2 separate regions of the Mus musculus genome follow, and region 2 is linked to region 1. A link is a loop called in an ENCODE intact Hi-C map of the cell type or tissue named here. Cell type or tissue: left cerebral cortex. All regions are shown on one strand.

Region 1 (8,000 bases):
GCTACCATGTGGCTCAGCAATTCATACACCCAGGAGAAATAGAAGTCACATGGTCACCATGCCACTACCTAGAATAGACAAGCTGTGGGAAGAAGCCATTGTTATCAACTGATATATGAGAAAACAAAACTACAGCCATAAAAGAGGCACAGGTTGGTGCAGCACCTGTACAGCCCAGGTGCAGTGCAGGTGCAGCACAGGTATAGCTCAGGTGCAGCTCAGGTGCAATGCAAGCACAGCACAGGTGCAATACAGGTACAGCACAGGTGAAGTGAAGGTGTAGCTCAGGTGCAGGATGGCAATACAGGTGCAGTGCAGGTGCAGCACAGGTGTAGCTCAGGTGCAGGATGTGTAGCTCAGATGCAGACAGGTGCAGGATGTATGTAGGTGCAATACAGGTGCAGGACAGGTGTAGATCAGGTGTAGCTCAGGTGCAGAGCAGATGCAGCACAGGTGTAGCTCAGGTACAGCACAGGTGCACACCACAACACAGATGAATCCTCAGTGCATCTGACTAACAGACACTAAAACTGACAGATCGTGCAATGTGGTGTAGACCTGTCGGCATGAGATGTGCAGAACACCTGAAACATCTATAGAGACAGCCCACGGCCTTGTGGGCAGAATGAGCACTGACTGACTCTGGGAACCAGGTTTCATACTGAGACTGTGAAAAGCACCCTGAAATAAGGTACAACAGAACAACTTTGAGGCCAAAAATGCCAAGAACACACTTGACAGTTTGAGTTATTTCTGATTTCAAAAAGAATACAGCCTGGAAGTCTGACTTCAAGTACGGGATACGGGATTAACCCTATTCCCTCCCCTCCAGTCCATCTGATGTTCACTGTCCCACAGGCCTGGGTGGAGCCAGGGATGAGATAATCAGGCGGCCCAGGGCTGATCTTTGCCCAGAGCCTGTTCTGCTGATGCTGAATGGCTATGGGGTCACACGGTACATTTTCTTTCTGAGGATCTTCCCTGGTCGGTCACATCACTAGTGGACTCGGTAAGAGTCCACCATCTATGGTCCACGTTCCACACCTGAGAGTTGCTGAAGAATTAGGCAGTGTCGGGATAGAGCTGGGGGTGGGGGAGAGTGGTGGCTCTCCACTGACCAGTGGACATTGGAAGATGCTAAATCGTGGCTTCATCTACCTGTAATGGAGCATCCCACCCACTCCATTTTTGTATCTGTTTTTCTTTTCTCGTTTGTGAACGGTTTTTAACTCCTTCATGGTGGAAGTATGTGTGAGCTGCCACCAAGTCTCCCTGTGTCAACTGGTTACGTCCATCCACCAGGGAGCCCCATGTACCCACCAACGAGGCTCCAGAGGCAAGAGCAACGTACTGACATTTTCTCTGTTTCCTCCCTTGCTCGCTGAAGGTCCAGGTGGAAATGACTCCCCGTGAGGAGGAGGACCTGCCTATTATGAAGGTAACGTTGCCCTTGTCTGAGACAGACGTGTTATTCCTCTGGTTTCTGTCTTTGCTAATCAGCTTCAAAGCTGACACTATATACAATACAGAGGAACTGCAGAATCGCTTTTGTGGAGGGCTGTAGGGTGCAAGCGGGCTGCAAACCGATGCTGGGTTGTCCTCACACTGGACGCCGCCCATTACCAACTTAGCCTAGCAAGCTCTTTCCTCTGCACACCTTTTCCTGCTTCAGAAAGAATTTTGTGGGCTGGAGAGATGGCTCAGCGGTTAAGAGCACTGACCACTCTTCTAGAGGTCCTGGGTTCAATTACAGCAGCCACATAGTGGTGGCTCACCACTACCCATAATGGGATCTGATGCCCTCTTCTGGTGTGTGTCTGAAGACAGCAACCATGTACTCACATACATAAAAAAGAATTTTGTACGAGCTACCCACCGCAGACTTGAGGGTGCTCCCGTACACTGTGCCCTGGCACTTCCTTAAACACTCTCTCTGCTTCGAATGTGTAGGGGAGTCAGCCATGCCCTTTGTCACAGTTTCCACCCAGCTCTGGTGTCATTGCTGTGACTAACAGAACTATGCCAACAGGGCTTACCTTAAGCTGGCTCCCTTTAATGCTTTGTTTCTGTAGTGTTGGTGTTCTCAGCAGACCACGCAAAGTATACCTATTCCCACCTAATTCACGTCCCGAGGAAAGGTAAACATTGAGAAAATTTAACTTCTCTGCATGGTTCCGTCTAAAGGTATGCGATGTCTTGCTCCCGTTATCCTTTTTCATAAAATGAATGGGAGTTTTGTGAATGGACCCTGTGGGCCAGTGAAGACTAAGGACTATATTCTGCTGTCTTCAGAAGCAGCTTTGTCACATTGGCAGTGTGGATTTGTGACAAAGGAGGCTGGGAGGCCACTGTGTATATCCTCGTAAAATAGATCCCCTTGTGGAGAGGGCACAGACTTGAACGGCCCAGGTTGGTCAACCATGGATCCTGATGCTGCTTCTCTGAGGTACACCTCCATCACTCAGCCATGGTATCACCTGAACGCCAAGGGCTGGATCCTAAGCCTTTGTCTAGACGGAAGAGAGCCCTGTGGGGTTTTCCAGGCTCTGTCCGCCACTGTAACTCGGGCGCATCGTCACATTAACCAGGAGGTACCTTTAACAGCAGACACACCTCACGTGGTTTGGTTTGGGATTACAGATTCTGAGAGGCTGGAGGAATCTGATAGATGAGCATCTGTAGCACTCTGGTCCTTCAGGCGGCTCACTCAGCCCGATACACATCAGAGCCCGGCTCTCGTCTCTAAGAACACGAGGAAGACACTCAGTTTCTTCAGGAAACACACCCAAGGCTCAGAGACAAATAGCTCAAGGCCAACTTGTCTGAGTCTTCAATACAGCACCCTTGCTGCACATCCCTGGTTCATCTGGGTCGGGAGTACTGGGACTGCGATGGTGAACTGTGCGATGAAGTCTCCTACTGATAGAGCTAGCCGCTACTTAGGGGAGGCAAAGGTGTCCCATAATCCATCAGAACGATCTGCTAATGGCAGTGTTTCCGTATTTTCAAGGCATTTTAGTTAGCATCGTCTCTAAACAATTAGGGAGTGAATATGCTGGAATATCTGCTCAGAATCAAGGTCAAACTCCGAATGAAGGATGATGTTACTCAAGCACAAATGGTTGAGAGAGAGGATGCACACAGCAGCATATGCAGATGCGACGATGGGAAGCAGAAGACAGGGGCACTAAGCTCAGCCTCTGGGTACAGGAGCAGAGTGGGCTGGCCCCTGACTTCAGCAAGCACGACTAGGTGGCCTTTCGCTTGTTTGTTTTTCCTGCCCCTCTCTGCCATCTCGTCTCAATCCATCTTTGCCTCAGCTCAGGCTCCTGTGCAGTCCACAAGCAACCCTGTCAGTGTGCAATGCTGACAGTCCCTCCGGGTCTTCCTTGCTGCCCTGAGGTCTTGCTGGACTCCCATCCAAACCTGGGAAACTCGGGCAGAGTTCTGTAAGGATGAGATGTGTTTCATCATCGTCGCCGCGGTCCTAAACAAATCAAAGCTTCATCTTAAGCGGGAACGTCACTCCTCTGCGCCCTCTCGCGGCAGACTGAGGGCCCTTCACTCAACAGCCGCCTTGTTCACACGTCTTTTTTGTAAAAGCCTCCAGGTTCAGTATGAATCCCTTAGCTGCGAGTTCCTCTGGAATAAGGCCTTGCCACAGCCAGCGATGACACCAAATTCTGGTGGGAATCTGAGACCGCAGAGCGAACCACGCACGCACGCAGCTAGTTCCTGATATGGAATAGCTAGCTCCACCAAGGCAACAGGCGGAGGGGCAGAATTTCCCAGAAAGAGCAGTATCATAGCTCAGGTGAATGTCATGAGTTGGCCTCACCTGCTGCTCTGAGACTAAGGCAGATAGTATAAACTAGAGACATGCAGGAAAGATTTTTCCCCCTCCCGTTATTTTCCTGGAGCCATCGGTCTCTGGCATCAAGCATACCATTAGTAAACCTTTTCCTGCTCTGCTGGTTAAAAAAAAGTAACCCTCCCCACCAGAGGTGCACGGGTCCAAGCATCCCAAGTATAGAACAGGAACCACTCCCCACTGCCAACCTGCTTCCAAATGCCTACCATCTGGTCCTGATGTTGACACCGTTAGGGTATTTTCTATTTCATTAACATATGACATTTGCCTGCGGTATGATACTGCTCTTTCAGAAACAAACAAACAACTCTGCCCTCAGCCTGTGGTGCCTTAGCTGGAGTTGTCCATCTAGGCTCTAAGCAGGCTCAGAGGATGGAAGTGCCCCCCCCCCCAGGTAAGAACAATGTCTTCATTCTGTCACCGATACTTTTATTGATTCTGTACACTGTGCCCACTGGGGGTGGGGGGGGGGACACATAGCCGAGCTTTGATGTGAACACCACCGGACTAGTGTCCCCAGCACCTTAGGCAATAGCTAAGCTAGCCTTGTGCATGGACCCAGGGGTTGGGGGTAGGGTGGAGCTTGAAAGTATGGAAACAGATCCGGACAGGTGGACAACTCTATAGAAGAATGCCAGGTAGGGCTGAAGAGATGGCTCGGTGGTTTAGAGCACTGACTGCTCTTTCCAGAGGGCCTGAGTTCAATTCCCAGCAACCACATGGTGGCTCACGACCATCTGTCATGGGATCTCTAATGGGATCCTATGCCCTCTTCCGGGTGTGTGTGAAGACAGCAACAGTGTTCTCACATAAAACAAACAAACAAACAAACAAACAAAAAGAATGGTAATGGGTGGGTCAGCTTTTCTCATTGCTAGATTCCCTGGGTCTTTGCAATACCGCAGCTACTACAAAAAAAAAAATGCTATGTATATTATATCGCTTTAGATAAGAGTAACCAATCAGAAGCTCAGTCTGCTAGCCACATTTCACGTTCCAGGTTGTTCCTGGTGTATAGGAAACAGTGTCACCCTCTGTGGGGCTGCTGCCCTGAGACTGGCCCAGCCCCAGCCCTATTCTTCAAACCCACATCTGCTGTATGCACCTCACAGCCGGGATTCCAGCTTGATTGATGCGGAGGCAAGAGCTATCGTGGGCCACTGAAGAAGGAAACTGAGAGGTGACTGTCTCAACTCCCCTCTCCCACTCAGCGGCTTGCAATGACTGCCTCTGTTTAGCTGAAGGCCCCAGGTCTTCATAGCCTAGGAAGCACCTGAGAGTCCAGGGGCAGGATAGAGCAGAGAGCCCTCCCATAATCTCTGACATAGCAAAATGCCTCCTGCAGGGGACTTTATGAACTAGAGGGAAATTTAGGTCACGATCTGGGGGTTCAGGAGCACATCGTGGACATGTGCTTAGATTTCACGACGACTCCTGGGTCATTACAACATATGGCGGGGAGTTCATACAAGGGGGGACTCCATAGTAATAAAGCTAGCAGATGGGATTGAGAGACCTGGTTTGCACCTTTTATTTAATGATGCTAACCAAGGTCTGAGAAAACGACACTAAACCCATCCATCATCAGGCAGTGTCTCCAGTCACCCAACTACCTCCCACTAAGCTCTCTCCATTGCCACACACCGGGGTCCACACCTCCAGCCTCTGAACCTTGCTGGTCAAAGCACACCTAGACCACAGCACCCACCAAGACCTCAACAGGCATGGAAGGAATGGGCAGGGCTCGCTCCACTAATGCTCTTCCTAATGTTTATATCTCTGAAGATCAGCGTGTACACAGACGGTGGAACCGGGGCCATGAGTGTGGAGATTCGGCAGGTAGAGAAATTCCTTGGGGTGAGACCCGGTGGGGAAGGTTTCCTGGGGGTGGGGGGTGGGGTGGGTGCACCTGCTGCTCTAAGACTAAGGCAGAGACTATAGACTAGAGACATACAGGAAAGATTTTTTCCCCCTGCTATTATTTTACTGACATAGGAGCCATCGGTCTCTGACATCAAGCATACCATTAGCAAACCTTTTCTCACTTTGCTGGTTAAAAAATAACCCTCCCCACCAGCCCTTCTGGTCTTGGTTCAGCCTGTGCCAGCACGGCTTTCGGGTGTTTACCGGTTGACACTCCTCCCTTGGGAACTCTGCACAATTTGCTTTTGGATTCGGGTTTTCTCCTTTGCCCTAGCAAGGAGCAGATCTGGCAGGGAGGGCCTTGCTCACAGATGGCTCTAGGGGTGGACTTGTGACTCAGGTGAAGAAGGGTGGGTGGTCAACACCCTCCCACACCCGGAAGTTGTTAGGATTCCCACATGTTCTGCACTGAACTCTCTGTCCACTCCTGGTTTAAAGGCCAGTGTCATAGGGGGTGAGTCCTGCATATATCTCTGCTCCTTTTGGAGTAGAGTGGCAGAAACACATCCTTGATTGTTATTTCTTTTTTTTTGTTTGTTTGTTTTGGTTTGGTTTTTGGTTTTTTTGAGACAGGGTTTCTCTGTATAGCCTTGGCTGTCCTGGAACTCACTCTGTAGACCAGGCTGGCCTCAAACTCAGAAATCCACCTGCCTCTGCCTCCCAGGTGTTGGGGTTAAAGGTGTGCTCCACCACTGCCAGGCCTGTTTGTTATCTCTTGCAATTATTCTTCATCCCGGGACTAATATAATACCCAAAGCTAGCTGCCTTTCCAGCCACCCAGTGCAGGCCAGCTGCCATAGAGGACTCCCGGGAGCAGCCTGCTTCGTTCCCAAGAGTTGAACAAGATCAGCGAGGGGATCTAGGTGGCAGGTTTGCAGTGGTTTCTGCTTTACCCAGCCCCACTCCTCCAGACAGATGACACCGCCATGCCTTCCCTGTCCTCAGACTGCTGGTTGCCTGGACAGCTGGCTCTCTTGTGGCCCAGTGCAAACACTGCCAGGCCCCTTCTCTCTGGGTCACTCCATCGACCTCTCCCTCCTGTAGGACAGAATTACAAAGCTGGGAATCTGCACAGGCTGATGTCACCCCCTCTGCTCACTCTCCTATGCAACCATTGCAAAGGTCCAGCGTCTCCCCAGTCCTTCACTTTTTCCCTATGCTCAAAAACCTCCCTCAGTATGTAGTTTGGTTGTAAATCTCTCCCACAAGACACAACAGGCCCCTAACCCCATAACAAGTCTCGAGGTTTGGGGTGGGTAGCAGGTAAGTTAGCGAGGGAACGGGGCTGGGAAGGAAGACAGCCCTGGCCTTTCGGGTGATGTCTCCACACCGGAGGAACCCTTGTGAGTGGGCAAGACAGGGCAAGACGAGCATTTTAAGGGAGAGCAGTAGAAGAGATGGTGGAAAAGTGGGAGGGAGGGAGGGAGACAGGGAGGCAGGGAGGTGGGCAGGAGGGGGGGAGGGAGAGAGGTGCCATGCAGGAGTAACAGAGAGACCTTGGCTGAGTCTTGCAAAGTCAGGAAGATACAGGCCGTCGTCGTGCCCTGGTGAGCACAGTGTGTGCTCTGGGCTGGAGAGGCGCCCTGGATTCCTCAGCCACCATCCCTGGTGCACACCGAGGTAACCAAGACTCCTAGATAAGAGTAAGGGATGCGAGGGAGAACTGGGTCCTGTGCCTAGGACCCCAAGACACCAGGGGCAGCAGGGTACATGAACCCTGTCCTCTTTCTCCCAAGGCCACCCCATCATGGTCACTGTCCTGGTATATCCAGAAGTACATGTCATGGATTCTGAGGATTAGGAAAGAGAGAACGGAAGTTGGTATGTAAATCATCGCCTCTCCTTGCCTACCTATGTGCTTTCAGGGTTTTGTTTTTGTTTTTGTTTTAAGCTTTATTTATTTATTTTATGTATATGAGTACACTGTAGTTGTCTTCAGACACACCAGAAGAGGGCATCGGATCCCATTAAAGATGGTTGTGAGCCATCATGTGGTTGCTGGGACCCCCCAGAAGAGCAGTCAATGCTCTTAACCACTGAGCCATCTCTCTGGTCCCCGACCAGTTTTAAAAATGTTTGTTTAGTCTCTACCATTATTGGCATTTATCATACCGGTTTTTTGTTTGTTTGTTTGTTTGTTTTGTAGAAGGTTTTACTCAAGGTACTACCTAAATTTAGCTTGTTTCCTTTCTCTTCCCACATGGTC
Region 2 (8,000 bases), 160 kb before region 1:
GTGTGTGTGTCTGTGTGTGCTTATGCATGCATGTGTGTGTTTGTGTTTGTATGCACTTGGAAGTATATGTGTGTATGTGTGTGTGTATGCTTTTGGGAGTGATGTGTATTGGTGTGCATATGCATTTTGGGAATAGTGTGTGTGGACTCGTGTGTGTGTGTGTGTGTGTGTGTGTGTGTGTGTGTGTATACTTTGTCTGGTGTGCCACAGCAATGTCACCAGGGTCATGCACACAATCATAGGGTGTCCTTCTGGTAGACAGCCTAAGATCCACGTCCCCTCCAAATAACCTTTGTCACTTTCAAGAGGAACTCGACGACACTGGCAGATGCCTCATGACTCTCATGTGACCCATGTCCTGTTTATTCTGACCAAGAGACTCTGCCACTCAGAGCTCTGCTGTGGTGATGTTTGGGCTCCACTCAGTCGGTCGGGTGGGGCAGGGGATATGGTGTAGCAAGGCACAGGAGAAAAGGGAAGCAGCTCTCATTAAAGACCCCAGGAGCCAGGCATGATGGTGCATGTCTGTAATCTCGGTCCTTGGGAAACAGAGACAGCAGGATAGCCGCAATTTCAAGGCTATCCCAGATAATTAGAGAGAAAGCCCAGAGAAAAGGGGGTGGGGGTGGGGTGAGGTGGGTTATCTCCAGTCTTACGCACGTTCACGACCGGTCAGGAAAGACGCAACAAACCAGAATCTTCTGCGGCAAAGCTTTATTGCTTACTCAGGAGCAAGAGAGGAAGAGAGAGGAAGAGAGAGGAAGAGAGAGAGAGACGCAGAGAGACGCAGAGAGAGGAGCAGAGAGAGAGAGAGGCAGAGAGCAGAGGAAGAGAGCAGAGGAAAAGACGAAGAGAAAGAGAGGAAGAGACGAAGAAGCGAAGAGGGGGAGTGCCAGAACCCCGTCCCTTTTAAGGAGAATTATCCTCCGCCTAGGACGTGTCACTCTCTGATTGGCTGCAGCCCATCGGCCCAGTTGTCATCACGAGAAAGGCAGAGCACATGGCGGGAAAACTGCCCCTGCACATGTGCAGATTATTTACTACTTAGAACACAGCTGTCAGCGCCATCTTATAATGGCAAATGTGAGTGCGGCTCCCCACACTCCAGGGCAATATTATGTCTTTCTGGATGTGTGTGCTGAACCAGGGAATGGGAAAAAGGGACAACAGAGGCAGAGATAGAGTGACCTGGCAGTCAACACTCTTGCCTCAGGCTAGGGTAGCACTAGGCCAAGAGATTTCTAAGTGGTGGTATAGAGCAAGCAGACATAAGTCTCAAGGGCTATGCAGGTCAGTGGAGGAGTTGATTAGGTTGGCCCTTGATGCCCCAGTGGGAACAGCCTAGGCAAGCCTGAGCTAGATGATGGACAACTTCGAAGAGCCGTGAAGGTAGATTTCTGGAGCCCTTCTTGGGGTGACTGAACCCTGGCCCTGGCATGAGGAAGTCCTGCTTACGCTCACAATGCCAGGACTACAACAAACCAGCGCTCAGAAGGCTCCCCAGCAGACAGCACAGTGTTGGTCAGGAACTTTGTGGATGAGTTTAAAGGCACTCACTAAGTTGCGGACTCAGAAATGGTTAAACTGCCTGGCAGTCGTGGCGCACACCTTTCATCCCAGCACTTGGGAGGCAGAGGCAGGCAGATTTCTGAGTTCGAGGCCAGCCTGGTCTACAGAGTGAATTCCAGGACAGCCAGGGCTACCCAGAGAAACCCTGTCTCGAAAAACCAAAAAAAAAAAAAAAAAAAAAAAAACCAAAAAACAAACCAAACCAAAAAACCAACTTAACAACTTGAGATCCCAGAAGGCTTAGACAGGAGGATTATCATGCTTAAGAGTTTAAGAGACTGGGCTACACAGTGAGTTTTACAGGACACCCTGAGCTCAAGAGGGAGACCTTATCTCAGATAGATATCTAGATATCTAGATAGATAGATAGATAGATAGATAGATAGATAGATAGATAGATAGATAGATTGGGGCTAGGGATGGCTCAGTAGGTAAAGTGTGCACTGTGCCAGCATGGGGCCCTGAGGTTAGATCGTTAGGGCCTATATAAAAGCCAGGTGTGAGTGCACACATCTCTAACCCCAGTGCTGGGCAGGGAAGGGACAGGGGCTCCTGGGGGCTCTCTAGCCCACCAGCCTTTTGAAAATAGTGAGCTCCAGCTTCAGTGAGAGATCTTATCTCAAACAACAGAGCTGATAGTGGAAGACACATATGTCTTCTGGCCTCCGTGTGCACACATATGGGAGAGAGTACTTCCACATACAAGTGCACACATACGCATACATCACACCTATATAGATGCACTTAGCACCATACATATATTACACACATGTATATATCACACATACACAGATGCAAATACCATATATAGGCATTTATACACATATACACCTATATGTGGTATGTACACACATATATATATATATACATACACATATACACATATAAATATAATATACAACACAATATAATATCATTTTATGTATTATACATCATACAATTATATAATATATTAATAATATATGTTATGTAATTTTATATAATATATGTGTTTGTATATGTATATGTATATATAAATAGCAGACTCTATGCAGAAAGAGCTGCAGTGGGCAACTGAGCTCCCTGGAGATGGCCCACCATCTTGCTGGGCTGCAATGGGTGAATTCTAGTGAGGCAAGTCCCCTGAGACTTCGTCCCAAGATTGCTTCCTGCTACTGATGTGCTTTCTCTCTTTTTAAAAATATTATTTATTTATTATTATATCTATGAGTACATTGTAGCTGTCTTCAGACACACCAGAAGAGGGCATCAGATCCCATTACAGATGGTTGTGAGCCACCATGTGGTTGCTGGGAATTGAACTCAGGAACTCTGGAAGAGCAGTCAGCGCTCTTAACCTCAGAGCCATCTCTCCAGCCCATGTTTTGAACTTATGAGTTTATGAAACACTGCTTTAAACTTACTATCGACATCTTTCTGTAACTCTCTTTTCTGTTACATTTTTATCTGTGATGTCATTTTCTAAAGAACTTTTGTCTAAAAAGGTATAAAAGGTCAGGAGGGAGATAACGACTGGACTGAAAAAAAGATTAAATAGGGCTAGAGAGATGGCTCAGGGGTTAAGAGCACCGACTGCTCTTCTTAAGGTCCTGAGTTCAAATCCCAGCAACCCCATGGTGGCTCACAACCATCCGTAATGAGATCTGATGCCCTCTTCTGGTGCATCTGAAGACAGCTACAGTGTACTTACATATAATAATAAATAAACTTATTTTAAAAAGATTAAATAATAATAATAATAATGTGCTCAAATTTAAAAAAAGGTTTAAAAAGGGCTGAGAGAAAAATTACAGTGTGGCTGTTGAGATTCTGCTCTATCTACCAAATATACATATTTGTGTGTGTGTGTGTGTGTGTGTATATATATATATATATATATATATGTCTATATAATATGCATATGTCTGCTTTCTATATATATGTGCACACATACATATGTAGGTATATGTGTAAGTATGTAAGTATGCATGTGCACTTGTGAGATTGATGAAACAGGTGGTTGGACCTGGCCGTAGTGTGTGTGTGTGTGTGTGTGTGTGTGCATGACCTCTGTATCCTTTTCTTTCTCGCTGGCCTCTTAAGAGTTAAAAGAGTTCAGAGATCCTCACCAGGCATTCTTGGCAGCCCCAGATAATTATGTATTGTTTCATTATCAGTGCTGACCCATAAATCATCCGCCACTCTCATATCACACATGCATATACCATATACCTACAGACATGCGCTCAGTTAAAAACTGCAGTGCTAACAAAAGGCCTGAGCTCTGAGTCAGGCTTCTTGCTGAGTCTCATGCACTTGGCGTCATCAGGGACTGAACTTTTCCCTCATTCCTCTCAGATAGAGGCTGTGCTGGGTGGCTTCCTGCTGGTGATGTGCACTACTGAGGGGCTCTGGCCATGTCACCACACCCAATGCCACCATCTCCCCAGCAGATGTCCCCACATGCCACTGAATGGAACTGTGCCTAAAGCCCACACCCATCCCTGTCATTCACAGGGGGTGGAGCTGTACTGTGGCCACCTTGGAAGAAGAGGGATTTACATCGACCAGAGAGCACAGCCCTCTAACGAAGACTCACAGGCCATGCAACCCAGTGAGTCCCCAGCTTCTCCATTAACAGGCGATGTGCAGTAAATTGACAATCGTCACACACCACAGGCTGACCATGTCCCTGGCATTGTGTATAGAGAGCAAGCAGTTAGTGGACGAGTAACCGTTTTAGCTGCAGTTTATACACAGCAAACTGAAGCTCAGCCTAAAGCACTCTTGGAGTCCACAGGGACTCCTTCCACCCAAACAAGCTGGGGTCTAAAGATAATACAGGCAGACAGAACAGGGAGGGGCATTCCATCAGACAAATGTATCCCAGCAGACGGAAGCAGGTAGGGCTGTCTGAGGTGCCGAACAGAAGGATCCAGCAAGAACAGAAGGTTCTGGAATGACATTCCATCTGTAGCCTCTTGTTGTACATAAAAACTAGGGACAGTCGCTCCATGATAGGCGGATAGAGGCCTCCCAAGGGAGGTCCCTCCTGATGCCCAGAACTGGTGACCATGTGACTAAATGTGGCCAAAAGGTCTTGGCAGATGTGACTAGGGTAAAAGGGACCTTGAGGGTGGTCCCAGAGAGCTGGAAAGTGACAAGGAGTTAGGGGATCGGTTCAATTCCCAGGACCATAAGAAAAACCAATACAGAAAGCAGATGCACAGGCCCCATCTATATCAGTAAAACAAATAAGTCAGCACTTCTTTGGGGGGCGGGGAACTGGGTCTCGGTCTCTGTTTCTGACAGGGTTGTAGTGTACAACCTAGGCTGGCTTAGAAATCATGATCTTCCTGCCTCAGCCTCCTGGGTGCCAGTTACAGGCATGTGCTGCTAAGCATCAGATAATTTAAAGTCCCCCCAAGTGCTTCTATCGCAAGTGACACAACTGTGTAGCCTGGGACCCATTGGTGTTCCATTTCTCAGCAACAGTGACAGCATTACACAAACTCCAGAGTCTGTGGTGAAACTGAAAACCTAGAGAAACAGAACACAAGGCCGGGCCGAAAGCTGCCCCCAATGCTACTGGCTGTCTTCAGCGAACACCCTGAATGGCGTTTTGTTTTTTCTCTCCTGAATACTTATTGCAAGTTTGCCTGTTACAAAGCTGGGCTCTTAGAGAAAGCCTATGAGCTGACCTTTGTCATCAGGGAGGGTCATTATCTTAGCCCAAAAGACACTATCGAAGCCAGGGCAATTGATACTGAGATGCTGAGAAAGCCGAGAGCAGGTAGGTAAGCATGCCCTAGAGAGCACCAGCTGGTAAAGTGAGGACAGAGCCCGCTGGGATGGCTACAGCTGAGCTGACAGAGAGCACCTCCTTGTCTGTGCCTGCCTCCCCATCCTGTCTCCTTCCAAGCCAAGACAGACCCAGGTGCAAGCCACCCTCTCCCCACCTCGCTTTCTTGCTAGCCTTCCCCTGTTAGTCCCTCACTGGCCTAAATACTAAACATTAAAATATGGAACATAAATATTTTATGCTGCTAGACCTCCTTATAAAGTCAATCTGCTTTGTATTTGCAGATGTGTGTGTGTGTGCACACATGTGTGCAGGTGCATGCTTCCACGGGCATGCATGTGTGTGTGTGCACATGTGAGTGCAGGCCACAGCATGTGTGTGGAAAGCAGAGGACATCTCTCAGGAGTTGGTTCTGAAGTTTCCATCTTGTTTGAGGCAGGGTCTCTCTGGCTTCACCGGCCAAAGCATAGACGTTGTCTTATCTGGTCTATGAGCTACCTCTACCTTCAATCTTACCACAGAAGAGTTGAGATTACAGACCAGTGATACCACATCTGATTTCCTTCCTTCTTCCTTTCCTTCTGTACTGGCTAGTTTTGTGTACAACTTGACACGGGCTGGAGTTATCACAGAGAAAGGAGCTTCAGTTGAGGAAATGCCTCCATGAGATCCAGCTGCAAGGCATTTTCTCAATTAGTGATCAAGTGGGAAAAGGCCCCTTGTGGGTGGTGCCATCTCTGGGCTGGTAGTCTTGGCTTCTATAAGAAAGCAGGCTGAAGGCTGGGCGTGGTGGCACATGCCTTTAATCCCAGCACTCGGGAGGCAGGGGCAGGTGATTTCTGAGTTTGAGGCCAGCCTGGTCTACAAAGTGAGTTCCAGGACAGCCAGGGCTACACAGAGAAACCCTGTCTCGAAAAACCAAAAAAAAAAAAAAAAAAAAAAAAAAAAAAAAAAAAAAAAAAGCAGGCTGAGCAAGCCAGGGGAAGCAAGCCAGTAAGTAACATCCCTCCATGGCCTCTGCATCAGCACCTGATTTCTGCCCTGCTTGAATCCCAGTCCTGACTTCCTTAGTGATGAACAGCAATGTGGAAATGTAAGCTGAATAAACCCTTTCCTCCCCAACTTGCTTCTTGGTCATGATGTTTGTGCAGGAATAGAAACCCTGACTAAGACACCTTCCTTCCTTCCTTTCTTATTTCCTTCCTTTCTTCATATTCCAGGGATCTGAACTCAAGTTATTAGACATCTCCCAGAGCCTGGGTTTTGTTTTTTTGGGTTTTTTTTTTTTTTTTGAGACTTATTTTATAGCCCAGGCTAGCCTGAAACCCATAAGCCAGCCATATCCAGCTTTGGCACTGCGGCCGCAGCAGGGAAGGGGAATCAGGATAGGGAGGGCCTGGGCTCTGGCCCCACATCCATGGATCTTGGTTCAAATTCCAGCCTTCACGCCTCAGCTGTGGTTCCTGGGGCAAGGGAGAATACCTTTGTCTGAGGCTCGGTTGAGACTCAAATTGGGATAATCAAATCTCTCTCCCAATTTCTGGATGGAACAGACACTTTACACATAGGCTAACCAGCTATAGGTGGCAGCTTGTGAGCCAACAGTAGCTGCGGTGCCAGTGGAACTGTTAGCCAGTGTGAGGTCCAGGGACAAGCTGTGTGTGAGGCATAAGCCCTCGGGCCCAGAACTTGGGAGGCAGAGGCAGGAGGCCAGTATCAACTACACAGTGCCCTCTAGCTTGGGTTGGACAGCAAGACCCTCTTTCAAAGGAGGAGAGGGAAATGCAGGAGGAGGAAGAGGAAGAGGAGGAGGAAATGCAGGAGGAGGAAGAGGAAGAAGAAGAGGAGGAGGAGGAGGAGGAGGAGGAAAAGGAGGAGGAGGAAGAGGAGGAAGAGGAGAGGAAATGCAGGAGGAAGTCCCTGAAGTCATACCACTCTTAGGAGCAGGTGGGTTTCTATGGCAACTCTACTGTAGAAGAAACTGAGGCCCAGAAGGAAGCAGGCTTGCCCAAAACAAATCAGAAATGAACCCCAGGTTTCTCCGGATCTAACTCACATATGCCTGAGGTTCTCAGTACAGCTCAAGGAGTTGTCAACAGATGTGTGTACTGGGCTCCTTCAATGGCCTGATGGCTCTTTCTGGCTTAATCATGCCAGATGGGGGTGCCACCTCCTCCCCCATTGGAGACGGAGCCTGGGAAAGGGTAGCCCTAGGGTCAGAGAGTGACCAGCCCAGGTTGGCCATCTCTGGCATGCTGCAGGTTTGAACCTGGTTATTGGCTGTGGAGAGCCAACAACACTGTACAGCCAGCTCCAGGTGAAACAGAAACATCAGGCAGGCACCACGAGGAACAACAGAATGGAGGAGTGAGAGAGCAGAAAAACTTGGGAAGCAGAGGCAGAAGGAAGTGGGTGGGAAAATAGAAGAAAAAAGAATGATCGAAGCTGGGCAGTGGTGGCGCATGCCTTTAATCCCAGCACTTGGGAGGCAGAGGCAGGCGGATTTCTGAGTTTGAGGCCAGCCTGGTCTACAGAGTGAGTTCCAGGACAGCCAGGGATACACAGAGATACCCTGCCTCAAAAGGAACAAAACAAAACAAAACAAAAAGGAATGATCGAATATTTATCTATATCTTTACATTCTCGTGGA

The links. Peaks named below come from ENCODE experiments on the same cell type or tissue, not always from the same donor. Only the 100,000 strongest peaks of a DNase experiment are listed, where the experiment ranks them.
Region 2: a loop joins it to region 1, with 4 times the contacts of the local background. A loop is called at or near these places in 4 of 42 quality-filtered maps.

The regions. Positions count from the first base shown.
Region 1 is chr5:114,855,935-114,863,934 of GRCm38, forward strand. 4930519G04Rik (RIKEN cDNA 4930519G04 gene) reads left to right here. Exons shown (of 12, transcript NM_026263.2): 2 at 1,388-1,438; 3 at 4,872-5,051; 4 at 5,657-5,710; 5 at 7,531-7,615. The coding sequence starts at 5,690. Gm9936 (predicted gene 9936) reads right to left here and starts at 3,493. Exons shown (of 1, transcript NR_164348.1): 1 at 1-3,493. In left cerebral cortex, a CTCF peak has its summit at 3,554 (motif pointing left); a DNase peak (open chromatin) is centred at 3,539; H3K4me3 peaks cover 486 bases.
Region 2 is chr5:114,698,826-114,706,825 of GRCm38, forward strand. The region is part of intron 1 of Gm34931 (a long non-coding RNA gene); the gene reads right to left. Among named protein-coding and RNA genes, the nearest start is that of Tchp, 5.0 kb to the right of the region's middle. In left cerebral cortex, a CTCF peak has its summit at 3,994; DNase peaks (open chromatin) are centred at 371 and 3,910.